5 separate regions of the Mus musculus genome follow, and regions 1, 2, 4 and 5 are each linked to region 3. A link is a loop called in an ENCODE intact Hi-C map of the cell type or tissue named here. Cell type or tissue: heart. All regions are shown on one strand. Each heading gives the region's core, and the rest is flanking DNA. Links, peaks and the distances in the headings are about the cores only.

The links. Hi-C counts contacts between places; a loop is a spot of excess contacts. Peaks named below come from ENCODE experiments on the same cell type or tissue, not always from the same donor. Only the 100,000 strongest peaks of a DNase experiment are listed, where the experiment ranks them.
Region 1: it touches region 3 in a loop (7-fold over the local background); 23 of 42 quality-filtered maps call a loop at or near these places.
Region 2: a loop joins it to region 3, with 5 times the contacts of the local background. A loop is called at or near these places in 10 of 42 quality-filtered maps.
Region 4: it touches region 3 in a loop (2.8-fold over the local background); 12 of 42 quality-filtered maps call a loop at or near these places.
Region 5: a loop joins it to region 3, with 3 times the contacts of the local background. A loop is called at or near these places in 14 of 42 quality-filtered maps.

Annotation. Positions count from the first base shown.
Region 1 is chr15:78,337,908-78,343,819 of GRCm38, forward strand. It overlaps Csf2rb (colony stimulating factor 2 receptor, beta, low-affinity (granulocyte-macrophage)), which reads left to right. Exons shown (of 14, transcript NM_007780.4): 4 at 895-1,082; 5 at 2,537-2,694; 6 at 2,773-2,941; 7 at 3,431-3,566; 8 at 3,687-3,847. Among named protein-coding and RNA genes, the nearest start is that of Mir7676-2, 7.7 kb to the right of the region's middle. In heart, for the core only: a CTCF peak has its summit at 2,347 (motif pointing left); DNase peaks (open chromatin) are centred at 1,914 and 2,324; H3K27me3 peaks cover 521 bases.
Region 2 is chr15:78,366,226-78,372,137 of GRCm38, forward strand. No RefSeq gene overlaps it. Among named protein-coding and RNA genes, the nearest start is that of Mir7676-2, 21 kb to the left of the region's middle. In heart, for the core only: a CTCF peak has its summit at 2,799 (motif pointing left); a DNase peak (open chromatin) is centred at 3,006; H3K27me3 peaks cover 3,209 bases.
Region 3 is chr15:78,170,775-78,176,686 of GRCm38, forward strand. It overlaps Ift27 (intraflagellar transport 27), which reads right to left and starts at 3,307. Exons shown (of 7, transcript NM_025931.3): 1 at 2,995-3,307. The coding sequence starts at 3,028. In heart, for the core only: a CTCF peak has its summit at 3,504; DNase peaks (open chromatin) are centred at 2,277 and 3,507; H3K4me3 peaks cover 2,161 bases; H3K27ac peaks cover 1,603 bases.
Region 4 is chr15:77,967,877-77,973,788 of GRCm38, forward strand. Eif3d (eukaryotic translation initiation factor 3, subunit D) reads right to left here and starts at 2,948. Exons shown (of 15, transcript NM_018749.2): 1 at 2,807-2,948; 2 at 581-713; 3 at 300-345. The coding sequence starts at 703. In heart, for the core only: a CTCF peak has its summit at 2,693; a DNase peak (open chromatin) is centred at 2,935; H3K4me3 peaks cover 3,357 bases; H3K27ac peaks cover 2,497 bases.
Region 5 is chr15:78,527,261-78,533,172 of GRCm38, forward strand. It overlaps C1qtnf6 (C1q and tumor necrosis factor related protein 6), which reads right to left and starts at 2,391. Exons shown (of 3, transcript NM_028331.5): 1 at 2,258-2,391; 2 at 1-208. The coding sequence starts at 2,263. In heart, for the core only: a CTCF peak has its summit at 5,113 (motif pointing left); DNase peaks (open chromatin) are centred at 1,811, 2,531, 3,631, 4,941 and 3 weaker places; H3K4me3 peaks cover 2,792 bases; H3K27ac peaks cover 3,996 bases.

The sequences.
Region 1 (5,912 bases), core at 343-5,342, 170 kb after region 3:
CCCCTAGAGAATGACCTTGACCTGGTTATCTGACCTTGATCAGAGGTGGTGTGCACATGAAAGCTCACCCAGAAGACCAAGAATAACACACTGCTCAACAGCATGGCTGCCAAAATTAGTGATGTTTAAAGTCAACTAGAAGTCTCTGAAGCTAAGGACGTCTTAGGCTCCACCTGGATGCAGTCAGATTTCTTGTGATGTGCTGTAAGCAAGCTCTTTAACTAGATAGGTGCTAGACTGTACATGCGCCAGTCTATGCTTCCAGTTACAGGCCTGGTGGCAGCTTCAGGGACTTTGTACTTGCTGCAGTCAGCCTGCTGCAGAAATTGCCTGCTTTCCCTGCAAGTCCTCGGAGATTCTGGTCAAACTGTGCATGCAGTGAGTCTATCCGTACTCCCCACAGACCCTTCCAGATTCCTCAGCCTTGTCTGTTGTATTCAACAATTTCCAATGACAACATACTACTTTGTGATCCAGTGTGTGCCTGTTCCTTCCATCAGGATGCTCACTGCATGTGTGTGTGTGTGTGTGTGTGTGTGTGTGTGTGTGTGTCTGTGTTGTGTGTATAAGTGTATATCTTTTTTATATGTATATGTGTTTGTATATGTGTGTATAGGTGAGTGTCTCTGTCTATACATGTGTATATCTCTTTATATATGTGTGTGTGTATGTCTGTGTGCATGTGTGTGTGTCTGTTTCTGTGACTCTCTGTGTGCTTGTATATATGCTGTGTGTGTCTCTGTGCTCATGTGAGTCTCAGTCTCTGTATTTCTGCATGTTTCTTTGTATGTATATGCATGAGTGTTTGTGTGTGTGTGTGTGTTGCTCATTGCCAGACACTGCCCTTGGATAAAAGCAGGGACATAGTAGAAACTAATGAATGCTCCCTAACAGAAAACAGCCAGTGTCCTGTGAGCTCAGTGAGGAACTCATGTGGTCAGAGTGCCCGTCATCCCACCGCTGTGTGCCCAGAAGATGTGTCATCCCCTATACACGATTTTCCATCACAAACGAAGACTACTACTCCTTCCGGCCAGATAGTGATCTGGGCATCCAGCTCATGGTGCCACTTGCCCAGAATGGTGAGGAGCGGAGGTCCTGCCTAGGCAGTGGGTGCAAGAGTGGGCAGGATACTGGGATGGGCTAGAGTGAGGTTCTCCCAGAATTAGGGACCATGTCTTGGGGTTGGAAGAGATGTGATGTGGGGACTCTGCCCAAGGATGATCCTGTTCCAGCTGCTTCTGCCACCTATCAAGCCACAAAGCTTCCTCCACAGGAAGAGCTGTGCCTGTGCCTCCTATAGGACTTTCCAGGTGACAGAACTCTGCTCTCTCTTGCTTTCGCCCATGGCTGCAACACCTTGCCCTATTGCAGAGGTCCTCTGATTTTTGTGGAGCAGAGATGACCACAATAGGTCACATTGTCAGGCTCTTTCCATGCTTCTGACCCAGAGCCAGGGTCTGCGCCACCCTCTCTGGACCACCGAGTGTGCAGGCAGCAGGCCCACAAGGCCCATTGTCACAGCATGACCTTAAGTGGGGCCAAAAATCATCTGTGTGGTTCTCTTGGGGACTGTAGCCGACATGTCACCCACACTGCAGAATAATGGGAAAACCATGGCTTGTATTGTTCTTCTAAGCCCCAGCTTAGATGTCAGACTCTCAGGGGAACACTGTGAGTCCTCTTTGCCCGCCAACAATGTTAGATTGAATGCTCTCATCACATCATTGCTGCTGGTGTCTGAAAGAGTCCCTGCCCCTGGGGCTCAGAGGTGCAGACTGAAGGGTTAGGCATCAGCTGCCACATCCAGGGATGGAAAGCAAAGGGCTCTGGCAATCAGGAAGGGCTTCCCAGAAGGAAGGAAGGAGCTCTGCAGCCAAGTCCTTGCTCTGGGAGGATCACAGAGCCAGAAGCAATTCTTAGCCAGGAAACCACGTGTGCAAAGGGGGCTTGCAGGGGGAGATCTGAGGGAGTGGGGCATGCTGGGTACACCAGGCATGTGCACTGTGTTCCAGGAAGCATCGAGTTCCAAAGGCTAGACAATGGCAGGGAAATCATGGGATACAGACAGCTGCATCTCTAGCCTTGAACTAGGGAAGGGGGGACAGGGAAAAGAAACCCTTAGCCTGATGTGACAAGACAGACATGGGGTTACAATGAGCTGCAGTGGGACAAGAAGAAGGATAAAGGCTTCTGTCTGGGAACTGGAGTCCAAGAAAGTCATCAGGGCGGTCCTACACTTATGCAGGGCAAGGACAGTCAGTGATAGGCACTTGAACTGTGAGGAGGCTGTGTGGCAGGAGAAGAGGCTCCCTGGCTCACAGCACCGTCTGCTGGTCAGAAAGCATCAGTGCACAGCAGGGCAGGAGGAGGCCCCACTGAGGAGAATGTAGGGCAGAATTACTGTCAAATCTGCAGTTTGCAGGTTTCAGGCCTGAAGCTGAATGGTGTGAGCCAAAGTGGCACCCAGATCACCAGGCCACCCGCAGCTCCCTCGGTGTGCAACCCGATTAACCCTCTGCTTCCCTCTCTATAGTGCAGCCACCACTTCCCAAGAACGTCAGCATCAGCTCCTCTGAGGATCGTTTCCTGCTGGAGTGGAGTGTGTCCCTTGGGGATGCCCAGGTCTCCTGGCTTTCATCAAAGGACATAGAGTTTGAGGTGGCTTATAAGCGGCTTCAGGACTCCTGGGAGGTAGGACCCTGAGCCGTCTGTGTCCACCCTTGGGTGATGGCATGTCAGGTTCCTCCTTCAGCTCCCATATCTCCACAGGATGCCTACAGTCTCCACACTAGCAAATTTCAGGTGAATTTCGAGCCAAAGCTATTCCTACCCAACAGCATCTATGCTGCCCGTGTGCGCACTCGGCTGTCCCCGGGTTCAAGCTTGTCTGGGAGACCCAGCAGATGGAGCCCAGAGGTTCACTGGGACTCCCAGCCAGGTAATGGAGCTGGGAGGACATGCCCCTTTTAGGAGACTAGAAGTGGGGACAGTCTAGGTCCGAGTAAGGCTCCAGGATCTGCCCTACCTCGACATTGGAGCCTCCCACCAGCCCTGTGTCCCCCGTAGTCTCTCTGGGCCACTCTGTGTCACACACTCTTGGCTCTCTGGCAGCAAACATGTTCTGTTAATGACCTCAATAGCAGCAGCAGAGGCCCATGTGTTTACAAGCGCTGGGCTGTGTGTAGGGTCACCTGAGTCCCTGAGTTCATTCAAACACTCAATATTTAGAGCTGGCTCCTCCCTCACGATGGCGCAGACGTACTGGATTCTTCCCTAGCTGGGGACACACAGCAGGCAGGCTCAGAGCACAGTGGGCTGATGGTCACAGCCAGGTCTGCTGCCCTCAAGGATCTCCTCTGTGTGATTAACCTCGTGCCCCAACCATTGAGGGAGGGTGGACTGACTGAATGAGGGTATGTTGCCACAGGGGACAAGGCCCAGCCACAGAACCTTCAATGCTTCTTTGATGGGATCCAGTCCCTCCACTGCTCCTGGGAGGTGTGGACCCAGACGACTGGCTCTGTTTCCTTTGGGCTCTTCTATCGCCCCAGCCCTGTAGCTCCGTGAGTGTCCCCTGTCCATCTTGCCTTGTTTCTTCTTATCCCCAGGACCATACCTCTTTGAGGTCTTAGATGGATCTGACATTCCCCCAACCCTGCTCTCAGCTCAACTTATTTCCCTAGGGAGGAGAAATGCTCTCCGGTGGTGAAGGAGCCGCCGGGGGCCAGTGTCTACACCCGCTACCATTGCAGTCTACCTGTGCCTGAGCCCAGTGCACACAGCCAGTACACAGTCTCTGTTAAGCACCTGGAACAAGGGAAGTTCATCATGAGCTATAACCACAGTGAGTGTGCCTGCCTCTGTCTGAGTTCCCAGTACTATAGGGGTCCATTGAGTTATGCCAATAAATACAAGAGCCTCTTAGGCATCTTTGCTTTTGCCACTTTCAAAGAATTGCAGATTTTTCACTCAAAGTGATAAAAATAACTATTTTTGGATTAGGTGTATGTCCCAATGGGTGAAAGCCATTGATGAACTGGCTTGAGGACGTGAGTTCAAATTCCAGCACCCACATAAAAAAAAATTGAGCGTGATCATATCCAACTGTCAAGAGACAGGGGGATAGTTGGGGCTTTCTCGATACTCACCAGATCTGGGTTCAGTGCAAGATCCTGTCTTAAGAACACAGAAAGAAGACAAAAGCCATCCTTCTCTGGCTTCTGCATGCCTGTGTTTAGACCCTGTCTTAGGGTTTTACTGCTGTGAACAGACATCATGACCAAGGCAAATCTTATAAAAACAACATTTAATTGGGGATGGCTTATAGATTCAGAGCTTCAGTCCATTATCATCAAGGTGGGAGCATGGCAGCATCCAGGCTGGCATGGTTCAGGCAAAACCTAGAGTTCCACAGATTCATCTAAAGGCTGCTAGCAGAACACTGAGTTCCAGGCGGCTAGGATGAGGTTCTTAAAGCCCACACCTAGAGTGACACACCTACCCCAGCAAGGCCACACCTAATAGTGCTTCTCCCTAGTGCAAGCATATACAAACCATCACAGTCTCCCATACCCCCATGGAGGCATATGCAACAGAGTGAGAGATAGAGACAGAGAGATGGAAAGAGACATTGAAAGAAAGTTTATTCTAATATGTTTCTACTGTCTTCAAGGACAGGGAAGCTACAGGCAAGCCCTCCTGCAGACTATACTGTCTGCCCTCAAGAGTCTCACCTGGGACCTGCTCTCCTTCCCCTCTGCTTCCACCCAGGTTCATGCCTGCCCCTTCCCTGGACCACTGTCCTTCTATACCTGTCTTTTGCCTCTGAGATTTCCGGCTCCTCCTCCAGCTAATGTTCACATTTCTCCCATTTGGCTCTCTGTTTTACTTTCCTGCCTGGAAGGAGTAGATGCCCACAGATGTCGTCCTTACAGACCTATGTCCCACCTTCCTGTCACAGGGCAAGGACTCTGACACAAGGGAGACTTTCCAGCCAACCAGTAATGTTTGTCCTCTTTGGTAGCCAATCTTTTTGTCACCTGAATTCATATCCAGCATTTTCTTCCTGGGAGCCTTGCTCCAGGAAAAGGAGGTCCTCTGATTCAAGGGACTCCTCCATGTTTTAGAGCCATCTGAATTATTTTTGTGAAAGCCCTCTAATGTCACAAGCTATGACTCTTTTGGGTTTTTTGTTTTGTTTTGTTTTTTTTATTTTGTTTTTTTTTTATTAGATATTTATTTCATTTGACTCTTTTGTTTTGATGGAGAGATAGAAGGTGATTGAGTGCCTTACTTTAAAGTGCCCACCTCTCTGAGAAGGCACAATAAGGCGACATGAGGAAGCCTGAATTTGTGCCCAAGTCTCATTTTGTTGTCTACTCTTTCAGTGGACGGGGCTGTCACCAAAGATCCCAGCTTTCTGTTTGTCCACAGTGAGATGGTGAGATGGTGATTCGGGTGTGTTTATACAGCCATGTAGGGGACACTTTTAGAACAGCAAGGACTTGCCAGCCCGTGCTGATGTCAGGCAACTCCCAGAGTCACTGAAGCAGCAGAGGGGAGCAGCTAACACAGAAAAATAGAGACAGGGCTCTCCACTGCCCAGTTTTATCTTCTCCAGACTCAGTTTTCCCTGTGTAAAATGGAAATGAAGGGACCTCACAGGGGGAAGGGGAGGATGGAGTGCGGGAGTTCCCACAAACTGAGTGTGTTGCCCAGGGCTGGAATAGTCAATGGACCAGGGTAGAAAGCCATGGGCTCTTTCTGTTTTTATTTTTTATTTTTGTATTTAAACACTAGCAGGGAATCACCAACAAGCTTGGTCCACTGTGGCTTACTTCAGGTGCTCCCCTCCCTCATGGCCCAACATGGGGTAACACTGTGATGCAGTAATGATGGGCATTTGCCTT
Region 2 (5,912 bases), core at 542-5,541, 200 kb after region 3:
TTCAACTTAGTTATGGTCTTTAACGCTCCATAAACCTGTTGAGCTTGTGACAAATAATGAATGTTCAGCCAGATAATTACTCTAAATGGATATGCATGTCAACATCCCCTGTTGTAAACTTCTTATTCAATCGATGATTTGACTTTATGTGTAAACTTGTGGTAGCTTTTTACCATGTGGTCATGTTTTCTGAAAGACCTGTAAGTGCTGAGGGAAAAGAAAGGGAAGATTCTTTTTTTTTTTTTTTTTTAAAGAGAGAATCTTTTCTTAGAGAACTTCCTTGGAGAACTTGTCACATATAGTCCTTAGAAATAAAGATTAAAATCACTTTCTCAAAGTGTCCCTTTTTCTTCTTGAGACTTCGAGTAGTAGGCTGGGAATTAGAGCCTCACAGTTCCTGTGGAGATAGAACAGGGCTACTCCACTTAATCTCCTTCTGTTTCACTGTGGTATGATGCCAGAGACTGGCAGGTTTCTGGTCTCAGAGGAACACAGACAGCCAGGTCAGCTACCATAGCAAACTGACTTAGATTTAAGACAGGTAAACATTTTTTATTATTATTATTAAATAGCAACCCTCAATATCTCACAAGACCAAGTCTTGCCCCCACCAATGCTCTTCCCCCTTGGCTACCTTCAAGAGAGAACAAGAAAGATGAATAGACAGGGCTGACCCCCAGTAAAAACCCATTGATTCTAGGTGCCCCGCAAAGCTAGAGATGGTGCGGTGAGCTAGGGGACAGGAGGAAACAGATCTGCCATTTGGAGAGACAGGGAAAGAGAACACTTGAGAGCACACAGACACGCATGCGCGAGAAGCACCCACACACATAAAGATAAACACATTTCTAAATTTAAAAGGTAAAAGCTAAGCAAGAATCTTTCTGATGTTTTCAGTTTAATGCTCAGTTTGATTCCCTGACATCTTGGAAGCTTTCTTAGCGGGGGAAACTGCTGGGCTCCCCAGAACACCACGTGACTTGGACACACACCCTTGAGAGGTGAATGTCCTTAGCCAGGGCTCATTAAAGCAGCGGCTCTCAACCTTCTTGATGCTGTGACCCTTCAATACTGTCCCTCATGTTGCGACCCTCAACCATAAAATTATTTTTGTTGCTGTTTCATAACTGTAATCTTGCTACTGTTATAAATTGTAATGTAAATATCTGCGGTTTATGGCAGCCTTAGGTGATCCCTATGAAAGGGTCATTTGACCCCAAAAGGGTCACAACCTACAGGTCGAGGGCTACTGCTCTAGAAAGACAAGCAAATAGAAAAGAAGGAGAGGAAATGGTGTCTGGGGGATTACTTTACGTGATTATGGACCCTGCAAAGCCTCAGCGGGCTCTCTTCAAGCTGGAGACACTGGGATTTCCTATCTTGGCTCAATACACATTTAAACACGTCCTGTAATGTTCAATCTAGACTCACAGGCTGGGACTAGGAGGTCTATTCCTATAAATCCTGCAGTTGGGACTGAAGGGGTTTTTGTAAAGGTGTGGTATCTCAGGGCAGCAGAAAGAGTGTCCCTGCTCCAGGAGAGGGAAAGATGTCTGTCCTCTGCCTTTTGTTCTTCTATCTGGGGTTCCAGCCTATTGGATGGTGGCTGCCCACAAGGGTGGATCATCCCAGACTCAATCCACTGACACGACAGTCTCCTCTGGAAACCCCCTCCCAGATACACCAGAAATGAAGCTTCCTAGATGGTCCCCAGTCCAGCCACATTGACACCATGGCAAGTATGGCTTTTAATATCTCCCAAGAGTGATGAGAACAACTCATCTGTGCCCACACATCAGCTGCAGGTGCCTTCTGAGAGAGATGGCTACTCCTTCCCTCTGCCTGTTAAGTCTGAGTCAAAAGCAGCCCACAGGGGAACGAGACAGGCCTCTAAGGAAGAGACTGTGAGAAACCTCTGCCATCTGGAAGAGATCTCAGAAGGGAACCTCGGTCATCCCTAGTGGACATTCAAACCTGGATAGAGAGGAGGTCTGTGTGGAGATCTCAACAGAACAGTGCCTGAGGAGTGGGGAGAGTTTCAAGGACTTGGGCCTTTCTCCTGGTTTCTAACTTGAATCCTGAATTGGGGCCTGGGGGAGGGGGTGCCCACCAAATCCCAAAGATGTGGTGGAAAGAAAGATAGAAAAAGCCAAAGGCATTTTTAAAACCACATATGGTCCGGAGAGATGGCTTGTGGGTAAAGCACTTCCTGCTGCTGAAGAGGACCTACATTTAGTTCCCTGTACACAGCTACCTGAGACACCAGCTTGAAGGGGTCTGACCTTCTTTTAGCCTCCAGAGGCACCAGCGTTCACATGCACAAATGCCACCTCCCATGCACACACATGCACATACATACATCTGTGTGTATGTGTTCTGTTTTCTAAAATAAAATGTGTTGCGTTTGTAATCAGATTTGTTTGTTTGTTTGTTTGTTTGAAGACAAGGGTCTCACTACAAAACCCTGGATGTCCTAGAACTCTCTATGCAGACCAGGGCTGGCCTTGAAATCACAGAAATCAGTCTGTCTGCCTCTCAAGAGCTAGAGCTAAAGGTGTGGCACCACTATCCATGACTTGTAATTAGATTTTTTAAAGAAAGCTATTAAAGATTCCTTGGTAGAAGAATGGATCAGGTAATTCCCTCTAGGGCAGTTACTTTGGTAAACCTCAAGCTTTCGGGGGCAGGGAGTGGGGGACAGTGGATCCTGGGGCCACCTCAAACCCCTATCTGAGGGGCCAGTTTTCTCCCCTCTGCAGCCCACTGAGGTTTGATCGGAATGGTGCTGCCACCTAGAGGTCAGCACCCTGCATTACTTCAACTCTGCGGCGTCAGACCCTCCCGCTGCAGATCTCTGAAGCCTTTGAAGTCTGGTGGTCAAGACAAGGAAAGAGCAAGCAGAATGAGCTGTGCGGGTGCATCTATGCAGAGCTCAGGGCCAAACGGAAACTCGGACCTCTTGTGCAAACATTGCAAGGAATTGCAAAACCCTAACTGTAGATAGAACATTAAACCTAGTGTGGACAGGTCCAGAGGTGGTGAGTTATCTCAACCGATTGCTCACAGTCAGTTAAAGATAGAACTCCATGTTCTACCCTCCCCCTTTTAACTAGTGCACTTGGTTAGTCTAAAAAGAAGAGGAGGAGGAGGGGGGATGAGGAGGAAGAGGAGGAAAAAGTAGTGTGAGGCTGTCCCTTCTTGCACACTTGTATTTGGGTGGACGCTAACAATGAATGCCTCTGTTGTGTTAATATCCAGATGTGAACAGACACACATGTTGGTGTACATGCCACAGTATTGCACACCTGTTTGTAAGAGCCACTATACCTCTGTTTAGCTACCGCAGCGACAGTGTGTATATATGTCCCTGTGTGCCACATAGTGCTCGTGATGAGAGCAAGCCTCAGTGTTCTGGAATGTAGGTCCTATGTCTCTGACTGGGACAGCTGGGGGACAGCAAGACACAGAAGTGCCATTATCTGCACTCAGACAAGTGGAACTTTGGCATGGCCTCTGGCAGCATGAGAGTGTATTCCCAGCAAGCCCAAATTCCAACTAAACAGCCAGTCCAAGGCAGATCCATGCTACTGGGGGCTGAGCATCTTACTCCAGCCAACACCGGGCACATGCTCCTGACCTCTTTTCCAGAGCCTTAGCTGACAAGGCTTGAATTGGACATTCCTTCCTTTGTCCCTCCCAGCTGGGCATGGACCAACTGCTATTCAGAGGGTCCAAGAACCTGAAAGCCATTCCTTTGAAATAGAACCAACAGAAACAGAACCACAGCTTCATAGCAGCCAGCAAATACAGATGACCTGACCACATTTGTCCCCAGAGTCCCCACTCTCCCCTTCTATACCCCCATTCATCCATTCAAAGGTCCAGCCAATCAAAAGGAGAAGTGAGTCACTTCCTCCCCTTTGTCAGTAATATTAAATCAAAAGGCCAGGAGGCCATTGTTTTTTGCCTCAATGGATCAAGCTGGTAGGTACAATGAACTCATCATACCAAAGTCCCAGGGCACCAGGTATGATGGCTAATCTTGACAACTTGACTGCATCTAAGATCGCCATGGAAATGAACCTATGAGCGTGTCAATGAGAGATGATCTAGATTGGGGTGATCAATGTATGAAGACTAATTAGCAGTGGTACCATCCTATAGGCTGGGGCCGTGGCCTGAATAAACAGGAGAGAGTACACTAAGCACTCACACTCAGCTCTGCTTCCTTCCCTGGGACTCTCAACAATTGGATTATGGCCACCCACAGAGGTGGACCTTCCCCAACCGCTTCCTGCCTGTGGATGCACTGTGGACAGCTGCCTCCTGCTCTGCATGCAGGTTTCCCTGGTCATGCTGGACTGTGCTCCCTGGAACTGTAAGCCCATGGAAACACTTCCTCTTGAGTTGTGGTCCAGGATTTTGTCACAGCACCAGACAAGTCACTACAAATCGTTCCTCTGACCTTAAGGAACAGCTACACTTCCAAGGCAGGATAGTGGGGCTCTCTCTGACTTAACCCTGAGCACAGCAAGGTCTCCTGAAGTCATCTGGGGGGCGGCCCAGGACTTTTTATGCTTTCCTATCTCCCCTGCAAGTGAAATAAGTCACTTTCTTTCTTTCTTTCTTTCTTTCTTTCTTTCTTTCTTTCTTTCTTTCTTTCTTCCTTCCTTCCTTCCTTTCTTTCTTTCTTTCTTTCTTTTTGTTTTTTTGTTTTTTGTTGTTGTTGTCTTTCAAGACAAGGTTTCTCTGTGTAGCCCTGGCTGTCCTGGAACTCACTTTGTAGACCAGGCTGGCCTCAAACTTAGAAATCTGCCTGCCTCTGTCTCCCAAGTGCTGGGATTAAAAGTGTGTGCCACCACCGCCCGGCTGTAAGTCACTTTCTTTAGCCCTTTTCTGATTATGGAGCAACCCTCTGTTGGCTCCCTGGAAGTTCTCTATTTTATAAAATGAAATGCTGCCTGGTTCTAGACTAAAAATAAATAAATCAAGTCAACCAGCACATTGAAATCCCGTCATGTTGCCCTCTGACAGTAATCACTGGATAAAACCCATTCTTCCCCACAAAGTCACGTGCAATTGTTTTTCTTTGGTTCATCTCCTTTCACTTTCCACATTCCAGAAAACTTCACAGAGCCCCCGAGCCACAGGCACCCACACTGTCCCCATGAGGACAGCTAAGCAGAGTTGCCAGGATCAGAGAGGTGGTTCCTGAGACCAGCTCCCATCCAGCCCTCCTAGTGGATGGCTCACAGATGTTCAGGCTCTGACCACTTCCCAGAGCCCCTCTGGAAACTGTGCCAGCCGCAGCTGGTAATTTGCTGAAGGATACATTCTATCATCTTCCTTCCCTCTGCCTCTCCACTCCCCATGGCAGCACCTGAAAACGGCTCCTAAGTAAACCCTTTATAGAAGCCCAAGTCCCAGAGTCAGCTTGGAAGTGACCCACCTTGGAGACAGTCCTCTGATGCTGGTCTCAAAGGCTCTGTCCTTTGAGCTCTGTTAGAGGCTAATCTGGGGGGGGGGTGCTGTTTGTTCCCTTGTTTGTTTGATTTAAAGGTTTGGACAGAACAGGTTGTGAATGATGGCTGGGTAGACAGAGGCTCAGGGGGATTTCAAATCCTTTAACAATGTCCATTACTATACGTGTGGTGTGTGGGTAGGGGCAGAGGTATCTGCAGTCACCCACAGAACAAGGAGACCTCTTCACAATTGGAGACTTTAGAGGGGAGGGGCTTCTGAGCTTAGAGGGGCGGAGTCTCTGAGTGTACCAGACTGGTGACAGTATTAAAAGGTATAAGCAGCCATAATTTCAGTCGTTATCCCTGATGTGCCACCCTGCTTCGGAGCTGCTAGCTGCGCACAGTAGGCTTTGCTAACTTACCCCACTCCCCGGGGCAGTCTTGCTGATT
Region 3 (5,912 bases), core at 461-5,460:
GAACACAGAAATGGACTGGCTTGCACTTGGCTCTGGGGCTGTGCTGAGTCCTCTACCAGAAGAAACAGGTTCTGGCGGCGGCAGTGTGGCACGTGGTAACATTGCCCTAGTGTGACTGAGCTGAGTTCTGTCCCCGCCAGGCATCGCCCCTCCCCAGAGGCCTGTGCCTAGCTCAGTGACTTCCTTCCGGGTCTGCACCACCGCTGCATGTCTCTGCTCCTTCGGGCTGACTCCAGTCTCTCACGGTCACAAACTGATTCTGTCTTTAACTTTCTGTGACTCCCACGCCCAGCTCAGCCTCACCAGAGAGGCAGTCATAGAACAGACCGGCGGTGAGTCCTCTCATTCTCCCACAGCATGCATCCGTAGCTCTTCCATCAACTCCTAGGTGACCACTCCAACGGTCCCCAGCTGTCCCTTATAGATAATCCCAGCACTCGGGAGGCAGAGGCAGGTGGATTTCTGAGTTCGAGGCCAGCCTGGTCTACAAAGTGAGTTCCAGGACAGCCAGGGCTATACTGGTTTGAAACCCTGTCTCGAACCCCCCCCCCCCAAAAAAAAAGAAAGAAAGAAAGAAAAAAAGAAAGAAAAAGAAAGTCTGGACAGGCGTGCTTGCTCTTTCTTCCTTGGACCTCCCCCAGCCCCCCGCAACACACACACACACACACACACACACACACACACACACACACACACACACACACACACACACACACGCAATCCTCTTTCTAATCCAGCTCCAAATCCTGTCCTTTCTCTCTGTGCCACTTAAGGCCTCAGTGCTCTGTGGCCACTTTGCTACATCTGTAAGTTAGGCCAACAGCTTTTGTGAAGGACCCACTACAGAATGTTGCCAGAGTTAATGAACCAGTGTGTGCCGTGTTGGTGCACCTGGCTGTTGGTTCAATAAATGAAACACAGTTGCCTGTCAATGGTGCTCCCTCTCTCTGCCTCTCAAGCCAAAGAAGCCGCAGCTGTGTCTGAGGCACTCAGCAAAGGCTCATACAGTACACAAAGGGCCCATGAGTCACACACTTGCACTTCTGGGCTCTTCCTGGTGGGGGCGTGGGGCGACTGCAGCTTGCATGGTGACTCAATGTATTAGATGCTCAATAAACATCTGCTGAGTGACTATATGTGTGGACCGGTGATTATGTGAGCCTACAAGGAGTGAAAAGAAAAAGCCAGGGGAAGAGGAAGGGTGTGTGTGTGTGTGCCCTCGCGCGCGTGCGCATGTGCACTTAAGGGAGGTGTGGAGATTAGGAATCTGAATGTGGTTCCATTGGGGTCTGGTGGTCCCTGGATACTCCTAAGGGAAAAGAGCCTGGAGGTGGTTTTTTAGTTAGCCAGAAGCTGTAGCCTGTGGATCAGGGTCTTCATTGCTCTGGGCCTTGCTTGCCTCATCTTACATGAGAACTGGCTGGTAGCTTTGAGCATTTGGCCAGAAGACTGTGAGGGAGTGACAAGGGCCAGCATACAGCAAGTCTAAGCAGAGGGGCTCACCACAGGAGCTCCTCGAGAGCTAACCAGCTAAGGAAGAGAACAGCAGGCAGGACCGCCCACTTAAAACGAAATTTAACTTTAAAAAAAAATAATAAATGTCCCCAACTTACCCATGCAGAAGCTGAACACTGTCCAAAGCAACAGAGCTGGGCAAGGACTGGCTGCTTTTGTTACACCACACTGCCTCCCCTGGCACCCTGAGAACTACAGATTCTCTGCAGAGCCTGGCTTCCTTCTGCTGCACTAGGGTCTGAGTGACAACCTGTCACTCATGTCTATGCATGACGCTTTCATTTTCAAATTAGAAAAGTCATCACGGGTACCGTTCCCCTCCATTCCCTGCCCCCCCTTCTTACTCGGTAGAATAAAGATCAAAAGACACCCCTGCTAATCTTTGGATTACAAAGAAGAATCACGGAAGAGACAAGCCTCTGGACATGCCTGTAAGAAGTGTTCTAGTTTAGATTAAGGCGGGAAGGCCCGCCCCCAAAGGTGAGTGGCACCACTCTACAGGCTGGAGCCCCTGACTGAATAAAAGGGAGAAAGAGAGCTGAGAGCCAAGGCTCATGCTCCATTTCCTGACTGTTGACTTAACGTGGCCAGCCTGCCTCCCAGTCTTGCCACCATGCCTTCCTCACCATGATGGGCAGTCCTCTGGACCCGTGAGCACAATAAACTCCCAACTTCCGGTCCAGTAAGTTGTCACAATAAGAAGTAGCCAACACTCCTGACCCACAGGCAGAAGTCAGGCGAATCTGGGAATGGGGTGTACGACTTCCACTGGGGGTTCACCCATGGCAACACCACTCAGGGCTTCGGTCACATCAGGTCACATCACAGAAGCTACCTGGGGGCGCTGTGGCAAAAGGGTTAAATGAAATACCCCCACATGACACTGGCTGCAGTGTCGCCTCGGTAGACACATGTGCTCAGCTGTCAACCAGACTACAAGCTAAGCATATAGGCTTCCGAATGTTCAGACTGGCTCAAGGCAAGCCCACGAGTGTGAGCACCACCAGATCACTCTGTATATATCTATATAATACTCATCCACACTCTGGGCACTGTGCAGGCTATTTCCCTGACAGTCAACAATAATAAACATCTTACTTCCGGGGAATCTCTAAGTTAATGCTCTCAGATGCGCCACCCCATCTTCCTGACATCAGAGTGAGTGGGACCAGCAACGCTGACCCCTGACAAGTCCATGCTTGTACTTCGCTCAAGTTTGTTAAGTCTATCTGGTGAAGGTAGTCTCAAAATATGGGAGGGAGACCGGGACACAGCTGCATCTACAAATGTGCCCTAGGGGTGGGGGGAGTGTCCTGTGGAGCCCATTCCCCCGCCCCGCGCGCCTTCTAGAATCTGCTGTTGGTCACTACAGCCATTCCTAAGGGAGACAGAGAGTGGACGCGATGGTGAACCAAAACCGCCCGAGTTAGGACGGCTAGGGCTCTGGGGACCACGCGTTCAAACACATATAGCACTCACCTGCCAGGATGCATTTGGCAGCTAGCTTCACCATAGTAACCAGGTACTAGCGGAGACGTGGGGGTGGGGGACGCTGAAAGGGGGTTAGGATTCGGGGACAGCTGACACCAGGGCCTGAGGCCGTGATGGAGGGATGGATGATGGCCCGGGTGCTAGGGTTGGGTGGACGGAGGGCTTCAGGCCCCAGGCAGCCTGCAAAGGTTCCGGTGGGGCGGAGCAGAACCCGTTCCAAGTCCAGCCTTAGACCCGGCCCAAAGAAGAGTTGAGACACAACCACTAGTCCTCTGGTCCCAAGAGTCGCGCCAAACAGGCTCCTGGCAACCATCATCAACCCGCCTTCTCCCTCCATATTGTCTCCTGATTGGTTGCTCTCAAAAGCTCGGAGACCCCAGGCACCCAATAGAAGAAGGAGGCGGGGAAAACCGGTTCCCTTCGCGGAACAAAGCGGAGAGGTTTCTGCTCTTTAACTGCTCTCAGCTTGGCCAATGGCTTTAGATGCTGTCAATCACCGCTGGGCACCGCCTAGCGTCTCTGGAGACGCAGCCCAACCAGGATGCAGCCGGAGGCGGGAATTAATGGGGCTTTCTGATTGGCCAGAGCATGGCTTTAACCATCGCGAAGAGTTTGGGATTCGCTGCACCTTGCCCCTTCTTCCTGGGAATGGATTCGCCCACACTGAGAGGGGTGACGCCGCTGAAATGGCGCCTGCGCAGTAAAGGAAGCTGCTGTCGCGGGTCCTGGATGTTATTGGTATCTTTCCCCGACCCCGGGTGCAAAGAACATTTGGAGACCTAACCTTTGCTTCACGTCCAGAATCGAAATGCCATCTTTAAAGCCCAAGCATGTTATGAACCCTAAAAACTGAAATAGCGGGGAGGGAAAAATGTGCAACGTTGAGCAGTGAGGAAGACAGGAAGGCCCTGCATGCTTGCACAGCAAACAACTGCGGACAGCACCCGTGCTGTGCACCTTCCGGAAGGGGGAAAGAGCGAGGTCCTGATGGAAACTCACACAGTATATCCATATGTAACTATATATCACTTTATGTTATGTATCAGTTAAATTAAACTAAAATCTAAAATAGGCCTAATTTGACGTGATATCTTAATGGATGGGAGGACACGCCTCTCTCAGTCGGATTCCTCTGTTATGGGTGAATGGATGCTATCCTGGTGTTGCCCCTCATGAGGGGAGGGTGGGTAAATGCCACCTGACTTTCCTGGGAGCCCCTCTTGCTTTGCCACTAAGTGGGATATGGCTCTGCAAGGCATGTAACCTCTGGAACTCTGAAGATAGAAACCAACTCATGGGTACAGGAAGTAGGCGAGTGTCCATGCATCGGGGCGTTGTTACTGTAGCAAAACACCGGAGAGAAACTATTTAAAGGAGGAAAGGTTTAGTTTGGCCATTTGGTTGACCATCATAACAACAACAGCATATAAGCATATAGCCACCTCATGTTGGGAAAGGAAGAAATAGTTCCCAGGATATGCCCCCAAAGTCACATTCTCTTTCAACTAGGTTCCATTTCCCAGGCACCTCCCCATAGCCCATCACATTAGGTACCTGTGATGGTTTGTATATGCTCTGCCCAGGGAGGGGCACTATTAGAAGGTGTGGCCCTGTTGGAGTAGGAGTGTCACTGTGGGTGTGGGCTTTAAGACTCTCATCCTAGCTGCCTGGAAGTCAGTCTACCGCTAGCAGCCTTCAGATGAAGATGTAGAACTCTCAGCTCCTCCTGCACCATGGCTGCCTGGATGCTGCCCTGCTTCCACCTTGATGATAATGGACTAAACCTGGGAACCTGTAATCTAGCCCCAATTAAATATTGTCCTTATAATACTTGCCTTGGTCATGGTGTCTGTTCACAGCAGTAAAATCCCTAACTAAGACAGTACCCATCAATGGATCTGTAGTCCACTGATGAATGAAGTCAGAGATTCATCACTTCCCCTAAAAGCCTTAGTTCTGATCACCCCCTGCTCTGGGAGCCAGGCTCTCCACACACACGTCTTTGGAGTGTGGTGGGGTGTGTGTCCACCATGCTGGCTCAGCACTGCTGCTGTAGGTTGGCCAGGGGAAGTTCTCCACCCCACTGCTGCTTTCTCAACGTTTACTGGGTCCCAGGATTCTGATCTCGAACATTTAGAGAGGCACCGTCTCTCTGCAAAGATGCCTGTATCAGGAGGAACTGGTAGAGCTAGTGCTGCCTCGGAGTTACCCAGGATCCCCTAGGAACCCTTGTCTATGCTTCTGTAACAAACCCCTGTAATCTGATTGGTTTGCCACACTGGCAAACATGGGTAGGGTTTCTCTGGTCTGTCTGTCCTGTCTGGATGAAGAGGTGTTTCTCTGGAAATGTCAGGTGGTGCCTTCTTTGAGGAATTCATTCCATAGATATTCAGAGAGTACTAAGCACAGGGGGGTGGGGGGGGGCGGAGCCAACAAGCCCAGCTGAGAGGCAGGTGACTGAGAAGAGTGTCCATAGATATTTGGAATCAATGTTGGGTAAGGGAAGATTTAGGGCAGGACCACAGATGCCCTCATGCTATGACCCTTGAGCTCTCTGGGCACCCTGAGCAATTCCACTGTACCCTAACATGCAAGTAGCCATTCTTAGGTGGTCCTGGGGCTGCTATATTTTTCCTTGAGAACTTCCCTACCCCAGGGCCTTTACACGTAATGTTCCTAGCATGGCTGCAGAGCTCTGTTCCCCATGACTTTCAGCTCGAAGCCCCAGTGGCATGTCCCTAGCCGTCCATCCCTAGCCATTCAATGGAAAGACTTTCTTTCCATTTGGCAGCTTGACCTTGCTTTACTGTACTGTCTTCCTGGCCTTGGCCACTGGTGGAAAGGATGTGCCAGGGTGCTTTGCAGAATTCTCCACTTGAAAGTTAGCCTCATGAGAAGAGACACTC
Region 4 (5,912 bases), core at 568-5,567, 200 kb before region 3:
TGGCACCAGGGAAAGCGGCCTCCCTTACCAGAACCTTAAAACTAAGGCTCAGAGCCGAGAGTCCATGGATTGATGGCTCCAGAAGTCCCAAGCAACAGAATGCAAAGTAGCTTTCAGGAATCTCTGGCCATCCTGGGACTAAAAATCATGGTTTGTGTACACTCTATTCCAGAATATACTTCCAATAACTACCATTACCATTTCCTTTCCTTTCTAAAAACCTTTCATGTGGGGCTTACTGAAAAAAGTAATGAGCTTCCCAAGACCCAGATGTGGACGGGCCGCCGAGGACCACTTACTTGTGTACCTCTTGTCCTGGTATGTGGCCCCTGTCCAGTCTGCAACCTGTGAGGGACAAGGAAGACAACAGGTCAGGCGAGTAGACTTCTGCTGACATCGACAGCGACAAAAGGCATCAGTGTCGCCTCTGATGCTCTGCACGTGGCTACCCTGGCTCTGACTCATTCTGGAGGTCAGGGCCTTCCTTAGGTGGTAGCCCCAAAGGAAGGATATCCATCAAGAGACTAGAAAGGCAGTGGGGAACTGTGGAGTAGCTGCCCCAGCTGAAGGGACCCAATACCTTTCCCAGCCGATCTCCTTTGCTGAATGGCTGGTAGGGCATATCCCGAAATTGCTCAGGAACGGCACAGGGACCCCAGCCTGAGGGGTTGTCCTGGATCACAGGTGTCATGAACTTCGCCATCTTCTAAAACCTGTGAACACAAGCAGTGTGAGAAGTTTCAGAAGGAAGGCCGCCAAGTTCCAAACACTCCACCCTCCACTGAAGCTGCACTGCAGAGGTGCACCCTGGCTCTCGAGCACTGTGGACAGGGTTTTCCTGTAAACTGTTCAAAGAACACTCAAAACGCAGAACCCTGCCAACACCAGCGACATTTTCCTATGTCTCACTGATTCTAGGACAGGTTCTTTGGTGAACATCTTTGCAATGAAGCTGTGCCTTTCCTTGATGGGGTGTCCCGTCTTTCTCAGTAGAACATATGATAAAGGTGTCTTCAATTATTCAAGGAGGTAAGAGTAGTGAATTCCCCGAAACACCTTCACCAAAGCACCCAACAGCAAATGTCTCTAAACCCAGTCTCCATCAGAGGGCCTCGGTCAAAGTCTTGGTGATTGTCACCCTGCACAATTACCACTCAGTTACACAAAGGCACCGGCACACAGTGCTTTAAAGACCCTCGGGCTGCTGAGATGGTGCCACAAGTAAAGGTGGAACCAAAGTGGAAAGTGAGAACAGACCCCCACACGTGGCCTTCTCCAGCAGAATGCCACAGCACAAACTCCCACACACGTGCATACACAGACAGCAACAACAAAATCCTAAAAATAAAGGACTAAAACCAACCAAACAAGACCATCCCCTGAACCCTCAATCAGACCCCACCCTTCCAATTTTCCATCAGCACAAGTCCTGTACAGTGCATGCAGCCAAGCAAAAGGACCATTGGTGACCAAGGTGGTCACAAACTTCAGAGCAAAAGCGGCCGAGTGTCAAATGTCCATACGCAGGAGCACCAGGACACTGTTCTGACCGCTTACAGCACACGCGCTCACTAAACCCTTCGGACAATCCCGTGGGGCCAGTCCCATTTTCTGGGTAAGAAAATTTGAACACAGGCAGTGTAGCTTTGGCCCCGCAGTATATAGTATATACCACAGCTCATTTTAGGAAAGTAAAAGCTAATAGCTGTATAATCCAGGGGCTTGCTGGACACTTCCCATCAAAAACCAAAGCAAACAACAAAAGGAAAAAAAAAAAACCCATGCATTGACCACACACAAGAAACCTGAAATTGTCCACCATTAGAGCTCAGTAGCCTCTCCTCCTCCTCTGACACACGGAAGCTGGTGATACTTAGGTGACACGGACAAGAGTAAACCCAGGAGCTTCACCCTCCAAATATGAACGTATGCTAAGTTGTAGGAAGAACACGGGGTTGTGGGAGAGAGGGTGAGGTGGTGGTGGTGGGGTGTGGTGGCCTTCAAACAGCTGACATGAAGTAAGAGGCCCCAGGATGTTGGGGTGCTGTGCTGGACGCTTTACCACCGACTGCTACCACACACCCCATCTTTGAGACACAAAGCTAGCTCTGCTAACTTAAGGAGTCCATCTGCCCATCCCTTCAAAAAGTTTCCAAGGCTGTCTACTTAGGCCCGACCTCCTTCTGGTTATACTGTGGGTAGCTGGCAGCCTGACCACCTGGGGCTTTAAGCCATACCCAACAGGCTGCCCCCAAAGCAACTGTAAACTTGAGTTGTCACAAGTTCAAGATGGCTCAAGGCCTGATGTGCATCATCATCTATCTCCCTGGATGGACAGGGTTTGGTCCTTCGGCTACTGCACACGTGAATCAGAAAGAAAGCAGTAGGGGAAAAGTAAAACGGCGCGACAGCTGTATTGGCCACAATACAGTGTGGGTCACTGGGGACACTACAGGTGGGGGCCATTAACTCCTGGGCTCCGTTTCCGATCAGAGCTGGAACCTACTCTCAGCCCCCCATTTCGGAGCACAGAAACAATCTGTTCGAACCCCTAGAGGAGGCTACGTCGCCCCACAACCCACCCCACGGCGCTGAGCAGAGCGCCGAGCGAGGGATCCACACACAAGGTCCGGTGTCCTGCATTCTGAGTCGTGCCTGGGACCACCGGGGGCCAATTCCCGCCCCGCCCAGCGGAGGGGCACAGGCGACAGGACGTAAAGGAAGGCTCTTCCGGGAGCTCCCGAAGCCACGTCTAGCCCAGGCTGGCTCGCGAGGTCCGCAGGGTCCCACGAAACAAGCCGCTCACCTGCAAAAGCCTTCACGGGCCCGGATGGCGACAGATGGCCCGGGGAAAAAACTGCGATTGCCGGGATACTCCGAGGAGTCAAGGCAGGAGGGAAGATGCGCGCGCAGGGGCCGGTGCCGTAAACGGCGACCAGCGCTGTCGTAAATGGCCCTACCACTTCCTTCTTAGTCAGCGGAAAAATGTCAAGCCGTAAAGTGAGACACAACCGGAAGTGTGTCACAGCTCTCGGCTTTAAAAAAAAAAAAAAAAAAAATCCTCGTTCGCCCCTGAGGTGCCAGACACAAGTGAGGGGATTACGTCAGTGGCGTCTGGGGACGCCCGGAGAGGTTCAGAACTGAATCGTGGTCACGCTCGGGGCCAGAGAAGCCGGGGCGGGGAGTCGGAGCTGTCCCCGCGGTGTCCCATAATGCTTCGCGCCAGGCTCGCCTCCTCTGCCTCCCACAATGCCCCGCCGCGCTCGCTGGCCCCAGCGTGGTCGTCGGTCTGGCTGATCGTTATCTGGAGAGTGGCCCGGCGCGTTTCGTGTGCTTGTCACTTGTGGCCCCAACGCAGGGTGGCAAATGACCTGCCTAGTCCGGGTTGCTAGAGCTTCGGGGTGCCCGCTAGGACTCAAACCTTTGTCCCACAGGTCACAAGCGTCTTTCAACGGAGATTTCTGGTCGCTATTTTTTAAAGCAGATTTAGAGTGCCTCGCTCTAAATCGATATTCAGATCGGGGCTATCCAAGCTACGTCTTAATTGATCATCACAGTTCACAGGGTGCGGGTCAGTGTGACCTCTTGGCGTCTTCCACCCCCTGCAGCCGTCTGGAAAGAGACTCGGGATGGGCGTTTTTTAAAAAGCTGGTCCCTTCTGCCTGCTGTTTATGTTTCCTTGATAGTTTCTCAGCAGATCTCCTTGATTAGAAAATACATCTTTAAAAAAAGAAAAAAAAAAAACATCTTAGATACATGTGGTGTCCAGGGTCAGCCAAGTGTAGTTTTATGGCCTTCATATCTGACATCTCTCTCCCCTCCTCCCTTAATGAAACTGGAAATGCTAGATAATAAATTGTAAAATAAATGGTTGTCAAAGGACATTTCCACATTCGGGTCCTTACCGTGGATACCACTGGGATGAATTTGATCAGGTGATTTGGCCTCTACCTGTGTTGGAAATGGTAATGTTGGTGGGATTACCCATTTCACTAATTTACCAATGAGCTTGCCTTCCCGTTTCCCCAATTTGTGTTCTCAGGATTTGGTGGGTCCTGCTGGGTCCTCGTCATTAACTTAAATTTCCCACCACATTGGGACTAGCCTGTCTGTGTTGTAACTTCAGCCGTACCTGAGTGCTGTCTGCCCTCATAGTACCATCTCCCTCATTGTTCGAACCATTCATACTCCCAGTGGGTTGCTCCTCAGGATGCTCAAAGCTCTTCCCACACTTCCGAGGGAAGATGTGGCCTGACATCTCCCTGCCCTTCTGAACAACCTCTGCTCTGGCCACCACGACCCTGCTCTCATTCCTCTCCCAGCAGGTCCCACACTTGCTGTACTTTCTGCCCCAAAGGTTTACTGTCACTGTCTGGGTCCTATTGTGTGTGTGTGTGTGTGTGTGTGTTTGTTTGTATGTCTTTAAGAGTTAGTTGCAGCATGTTCTGGGATCCCTCTACTCTGAAACTGAAGGGGAGGGATCATAACGACAGAAGCTGGTGAAGTTGGAGATTGTGAGAAAAGTCACTTGCTTTGAAAACAGCCATCCTTCGGACTTAAACAGTTGTTAAGCAAGTTCTCACTGAATTGTCCAGCTGATCCTGAGCTCCCAACACCTGAAAACTTGAGACAGAAGGATTGCTGCAAATGGGAGGTCAGCCTGGGCAGACCTGAAGCTAGCCTGGGCTCCATAGCAAGAGCCCAGATCAGTAGAAAATCAAAATGCCTTAAAATATAAAGAGGCATGTATCTTTGCTGAACTGCTCCCATCATGCCTCTCTCCTTTCCCCTTTCTTTTTGCAGTGGCTCCCAGAGGCCATCTGCTACAGCTTGTCGTTGGAGTTTAGTCATCTTTCCCCTGTTGTGGCCCAGCTGTTCTGCTCTCTCAGATGGAGAGCGATTTGGAGGGTCCTGCCTCATTCTCTGCTCACCGCGCAGCTTGTTCTCTCATGAGGGTCCCTGCCACCTCTCCCCCCCAACTACAATTCTGCAGTTCTGTGTCACTCTTGTGGGGTGGCATTTTTCTAGAGTGTGCCCAAGAAGTGTTTTGTGGACCTAAGGCGGTTAGAACCTGCTTTTAGAGACAGGAAATAACAAAAAAGACTCACCTACATCCCTCCTGGGTTTGATTCCCAGCACCCAGGCATGTTGGTATATACTGGTAATCTCAGCACCCAGGAAGTAGAGATAGGGAGATCAGAAGTTAAGGCCATTTTCAGACTGAGGTTCAAGGCCAGCCTGGGCTATATGAGATCCTGTCTCAAGCCAAAGTTTACATTCTTGTCAGAAAGTTGGAAACTGGGGCCTCTTTTAGCAAAAGGTTTTTCACAGTCTGTCTAGCTTGGAAAGGCACAAAATCTCCTTGAGAAATTGAGTAAAGAACTCATTATGGCTCATAATGGTTAAGGCTAGCATAGGGATTTATGTTTCAAAGCCTCGAGTTTTATGATTACATCATTCTATTTATTTATTTATTTATTTATTTATTTATTTATTTATTTATTTATTTTGAGGCAGGGTCTCAATTCGTATCTTTGGCCAGCCCAGATTTTGCTATGTAGACCAAAATGACCTCCTGTTTATGGAGATTCACCTGCCTGTGCCTCCTGGGTGCTGGGATCAAAGACATGTGCCACACACTAGCACAGCTTAACAGGCTTTAGTATAAACCTTACGCTTGGCCAAAAGGCATGAGAGGCAGACCCTCCCTGTACCTGCTCCGTCAGGGTTTCTTCTAGCAAATGAGAGAGGTGTGCTTCATCCCCTCGGGGTGTTCTGTGTGAAATGAGAGGAAGACTGGCGTGGAAGGGAAGGTGTCTCCTAAGAAGTGACATTTGGGGGTCAGAGAAATGGCTCAACTGCTCTCTCTGAGTACCCAGGTTTGGTTCGAAGTACCCAGATAGTGGCTCACA
Region 5 (5,912 bases), core at 443-5,442, 360 kb after region 3:
CTTCAGGCAGGACATAAGGGGAAACAGGGGCCTGGACCGTATCATCAGAGGACATCAGGTCCTCGGGGTCACAGCATCGTCGACAGCCTTTGGGGAGATGGGAGGCCACAGATTCTCCAAAGGTAGTCTCCTCTGTGGGGACCCCAAACACAAGAGGAAGCAGGAATACTGCCCAGAGGAACCCCAGGCTGGCTATCCCCATGATGACCTGGAAGGAGAGACAGATAGATACATTTGTCTCAGCACCCCCAGATAACACTGCCATGGCAGACCCAGTGTTTCTAGGGGAGTAGGGAAGGACCTCTGGTAACAGAGTCTGGGGCCATCTGGGAAGCAAGCCTGGGGGAGGGCATTAGACTGGCCATCGAGCCTCCTGGTATCTGTCTACTGTGGCCACTGCCACATGGCCTGGGAAGGATGAAGGCCCCGTGGAGACCCTCAGATGGCACAAACCAGGTTCCCAGGCCTTCATTGGGGCACCAAGGAAGATGTCAGATATCCACATGGCTAGCCAGGGAAATGGAGAATGACTCTTTGACCCTCTCATCTCTAAAGGCTGTTTGCTGACCTCGGCTCCCACCACCTCTGGCAAGCACCATAGGAGATGTCAGGAGCTAGGGTCCCTGAGAGCATTGTAGATCCTGCAGGCCACTTCTGCACAGAAGCAAGAGGTCTCCCTCTTGAAGAACAAGGTGTCCCCTTTAGTACAGCATAAGGCTTATTAGCAGGGCTCATCCTTCTGGCATCTCTGTGTTGTTAACAACCCACTCTTGCCCAGGGGCCAAGTGATTCGAAGGTGGTTGTGTCAATCATGACAGGCCTACCAATCAGCCACTGAGGTGGTAAATTGAAATTAAGGGGGGTGAACAGAAAGCACCTGGACATTGAAAGGAATCAGAAATGGGAATGTTCCATCTCGGGCCTTGAATATGATGAGGTCTCCAGTTTCCAGACTAGGGCAGGAAGTAGGCCGGACACCAGAGGAGCTGGCTCGGTGGGCCGGAAGCCTGCAGTGGGCCCTTTGAGGTGGTGACAGGCTCGGGGGCTGGCACTACCCGATGATCACAGATCAGAAACTGCTATTGAAACCAGACTGGTTTTTACACCTCTTGGCGTCTCTTTGTTTATTTCCTTTTTGTTCCTCTTAACATTTAGTACAAATTCAAAAATATTTTTCTGTGGTTAATACAGGCTGAGAAGGTAAAATGATTACTTCTTGAAAGGCTATGAAGAGGGACTATGTTTTAAAGGGACAGAAGCTCAGAGCCTTCTCTCTAGGGATTGGGGTGACAACAGGAGGTGTCTTCATAGACACCCCCTTTCTGGAATGATCATACTGCTGGGGCCTGCTAGTTCTGCTCCACAGGCAGGGAATTCCCTCAGAGACCAACTCCACGCCTATTCTCAACTACAGGTCGCAGCAACACCCCCCCCCCACACACACACACACATACTTTATTCTGACCATAGATGTGCCCACCCTGTGAAGGAAATCCGAATAACTCACAAACACGTGACCTGGTGGTCATGTGACCTAGTGATTGCAGCTTAGCCCCTCTTTCATTCACACAAGCCGCCAACATGTCTTCCTTGCCAGGCAATATGGGCGACTTACACTCGGGGGAAACTGCCCAGTTTGTCAAAGACTTCAAAGTGCCCATTCCTTCCTCTTCCTGTATAGACCTCACTCTAGAGTCTATGGCTTGAAAGGCAAAGAACTTCCGGAGAGTCAGCATGGTTTGGAGACATTTTTGTTTCCTACCGGTCTGGTCCCTTGGGAGTCAGATGCTCAGAGACACAGAACTGGAGCTTTGGGGCAGGAAGCAGGAAGCAGGGCCCTCTCCCTAGAAACAGGACTAACTGCAGCTGGGATCCCTGGCTGGGTGCTAGGAGAGGGGCCAGGCAGTACCAAGTGTGGGGGTCACACCAACCATAGAGGGGTCTTGCCGGTCCCCACCACCTCACCTAAAATGCCAGAGCCTCTTGGTGGGAGGCTGGGCTACCGACCTTATCATCCAGATGGGCGGGGCTTAGTGGCTGGGGGTGGGTGGGTGGTGAGGAAGTCCCTGCAGGGGCAGGTAAACACCAGAAGCAGTGCAGGGTGGCCAGCAGTGCAGGGTGGCAGATCTTCCAAATGAGCTGGCTAGGCGAGAGGGAAAGAGCTATGTGCTTGCCAGAAAGAGGGGAACAGAGGAATCTCAGACTGTGACCCCAACCCCCATCCCAGTCAGAAGAAGAGAGGCCACCAGCCACTCACCCTCATCCTGCGGCCTCAAGCTCAACTCACAGACCCCGGACGGCCTCTGGCTCCTTGGCCCATGTCTGTGATGATAACTTGTTGCAGGCCCGACCCCTAGGCCTACGACTGAGCTAGGAGGGCGGAGGGATGGAGGGAGGGAGGGAGGGAGGAGGGAGCACGCTGAGCTGGCTTCCCAGTCCCCTCCTCCTGCTCCCGCCCCTCCAGCCTGGGGCTCTGCCTCGGAGGTACTGGGAGACTTGGATCTTTAACATCCTTGGGCATCTGTGGCCCTGGCCCAGCGCTGGGGACCTGTTTGAGTCAAATGCCCTGGGAGTTAGACAGGACGAGCATCAAGAGCCTAGAAAGACTCCGCCTGGAAATTGGAGGCTGCACGAGAGGGGGCGGGGCTCTGCATTACTCAGGAAAAGGGAGGCAGCCCGGATCTAGTCTGAGCCCAAGAGCCATCTGCCAAGAGCTACAGAGACTGAGTGGCATGAGCCACTGGTACCCATCCTCCATAGGTATAAATCCTGGTCCTAACACCCAGCAACATGGTCGAGCATTGCCTCTCCTGCCGGAGGTGTTCAGGGATTCTGCCCCTACCATTCATGCTGGACCAAAGATGGCTTATTCCTTCTTCCCCACCTGGAATCCTGCCTTCACTGACTCTCCTAAAGCCAGCTCCCTTACAGAAGTATAACCCCCAACATGTTCAAGGTGGAGCTGGGGGAGGCAGCCTGTGTGCCCTGGGACTAGGCAAAACCCTGCCTCAGTTTCCTCCTGGGCAAACTGGGGAATGTTTAGCAAAGACCACCGCCCTGGCTCCTAGCCCTGGTTTCCTGGAGGTCGGAAACCCTGTGCAATTCCTGTAAAATGTCCCTCACCCTTGGCGACCTGTTATTTCAGTTTTGCTGGATACCTCCTTGCCTGAGCTAGGTTTCACCTCTCTGGGGAACCTTGGTCCTCAAAAGTATTTAGATTTATTATTCCTAGCCCCACCTCCAGCCTCTCTCCAGGTTAGCAGCTAGAGGGTCTTGGCAGTGGTATTACTCTCTAGCCCACTGCTTAGGGGATAGATTTAGGTCTGGGACTTCAATAAAAAATAAAAAAGTATACCAGCCCTATTTCTTAGGGTCCTTGACAGGGCTGTCTCTGGGTTCAGGCTTCCTGGGCATTTAGGCAGACAATCCAACAGCAAGACTAGGCCTGGAACGAGCCTCAGAGATGATCTAATCCCATCCCTTAATCAGGGACATTGTGGCCCAGGGAGATCAAGCCTTTGGTACAAGGTCACATAGCAGAGCGAAATCCAAGTTGAGAGGACGCCAGATTCTTCTAGTCTGGTGCTGCCTCCCAAAATGACTTGGAGTTCTCAGGTCCAGTCAGGAATACATTGGCAGAAGAAAGCAGAGAGGGGGATGATAGCCCTATAAGGGCCACCACAAAGCTCACACTGGCATGGCTCTGTGTGGCCCTGCCGGAGCAGCATTCTTGAGGCACAGAGCCAGACCTGCAGAGAGGCTACCCGCTTCAAGCTGCAGCCACCAGAGCAAAGGGCTGAGTCAGCGGCCCCGGGGGTGGGAACAGCACCAGGCAGTCTCAGATCTCTGGGAAGAAGGCCGGGAAGATGGATGAAAGAAAAGATGGACGGTCAGGGAGAAGCAGGCGAAGGGCACAGTAGTGCAGAAGGCTGTGTGCCTAGCACTGTGCACCCCACTACACTCCGCACCGAACTATACAGGGACAAGGCTGCTCATCCGGCCCTAGCAAACCAGAGGCTGCCGGCTACTGACCTCAGACACGAGGGCGTCCAGGCACATCAGGTAGACTTGAGACATGAAGTCCAGCTCTGGAGTAACAGACAGACTATGGCTCTGTCCCATGTCTTCTTTCTAACTTCATGACATTGGGTAAGTCCCTAATTCCCCGAGTCTTTGGAGGGGAAGCAGGGGCGGGGCTGATATGAAGGTTTCTCTGTGTAGTCCTGGCTGTCCTGGAACTCACTCTCTAGACCAGGCTGGCCATGAACTCATAGAGTTCTGACCACCTCGGCTTCCCCAGTGGTGGGATTAAAGGTGTGCTTGACATTTCTCTGGGTCTTAATAACCCTGGGCCGAACGATCTTGAAGAGTCCAGGATTGTATGAGTGTCTGGGAACAGCCAACCAAAGGGTATCTTGCTACTTTGGTTAAGCCCAGTATGCAGAGGTGTGCACCCACTTTTCTCCGCACACCCACCAGTGGATACCTTCTTATACTCTTTCACAGCCTTTGCCAGTAAATGTATACCCGGACACAAAAAGCCAGAACCAGGTCTAAGGCCAGAGTCCTACAATATAAGTGTTTGTTTCTCTGCTCATTCCTGCCCTTTCTCCCAGGAGGCAGGACAATGACTTACTGACGCCAGAAGGCAGCCCTGTGTAAACTGTGAATGGTAAATCACAGTTGGAGTTCAAGGTCATTACCGAGTTAAGGTCTAAACAGATAGGTAGGAGGTCGCCATCTCCTGGAGGGAGTCAGCGCGCGCCCCAGCACCCAGCACCAGTACCTCAGCAGGCAGTCCAAGCCTGGCTGGGGAGCAGAGTGTATTCCTCCAATCCTCAGCACCCCAGAAAGTAGGCAGAGTTCCAGGGCCCAAACCGTGGAAGCCTAGTAAGGGGAGGAGCCGAGCATATCCGAAAAGCGCTAGAATCTATTCCAGCCGAGCAAACCGAACAGAATTGAATCCAGCCGAGTACGGCCGAGAAGAACCGAATGGAGACGATTTTTTCCGAGCCTTAAAGAACAGTCGGGTCCAGCCGGGTAGTTCCGATTGTGGCCGAATAAAGCCGAATCTGAGCAAAGAGGAGGAGCTGGTGCTCTGAGGTCCAGCGGCGCCCCCTGGCGGACACAGAAAGAACTGGGTTGACCTGAATGGGAGTCATTGTATCACCTTGCTGTCTGATGGAGTTGTGAAGTGCACTTCAGGAATGAGAAAACCGAGGCTCCACCAGGACCTGAGGTTGGCTCATGGGCACTCTGAGCTAGGAAGTGAATGATCTGGGGTTCCCCTGATTGCGTGTGGCCAAGAACACCCGTGCCACTGCCCACACATAAGTCAGGTCGTGTTTGTCCATTTGTTACAGCCAGAGCCTACAGAGAACTCCCTTTTAGAGAGTAGACAGAACTCAGACATAACCATAGCCTCACAGATGGAGAAACCAAGCAGGCTCTGCAAGTGTTGACCGAGGGCGGCGGAGCGGCAGTTCCCATGAGCAAATATTGACACATTTCCTGATCATTAAAGCAGAAAGTCCGACTGAAAGAGGACATTCTGTCCCTTCTCTGTAAAGCTTTGAAGCCTCCTGCTTCCACCCCAGGTCTTAGTCTCCTCACCTGAAACAGGATGGTAACAAAGGATGTGGCCGGGATCCCAGGTCTCTGGGTCCCTATGGGGCATGAGGTGTGGCTGGGCACTCCTTGGAATGAGTGAGAATGGGAAGCTGTCTGTATGTGTGTACATACTCCAGATTCACCCACACTGTACAGTGCCCTGAAGTGCCTGTCCAGGGCTGCAGGGCTTGGGACCTTAGGCCTCCAGGAAGCAACTGAGGCCATGTGGTCTGACTGTATATACTTCCAGGGGCATTGAAGGAGCTGACACTGGTAATCTCAGAGCACCCAACCCCCCAGCA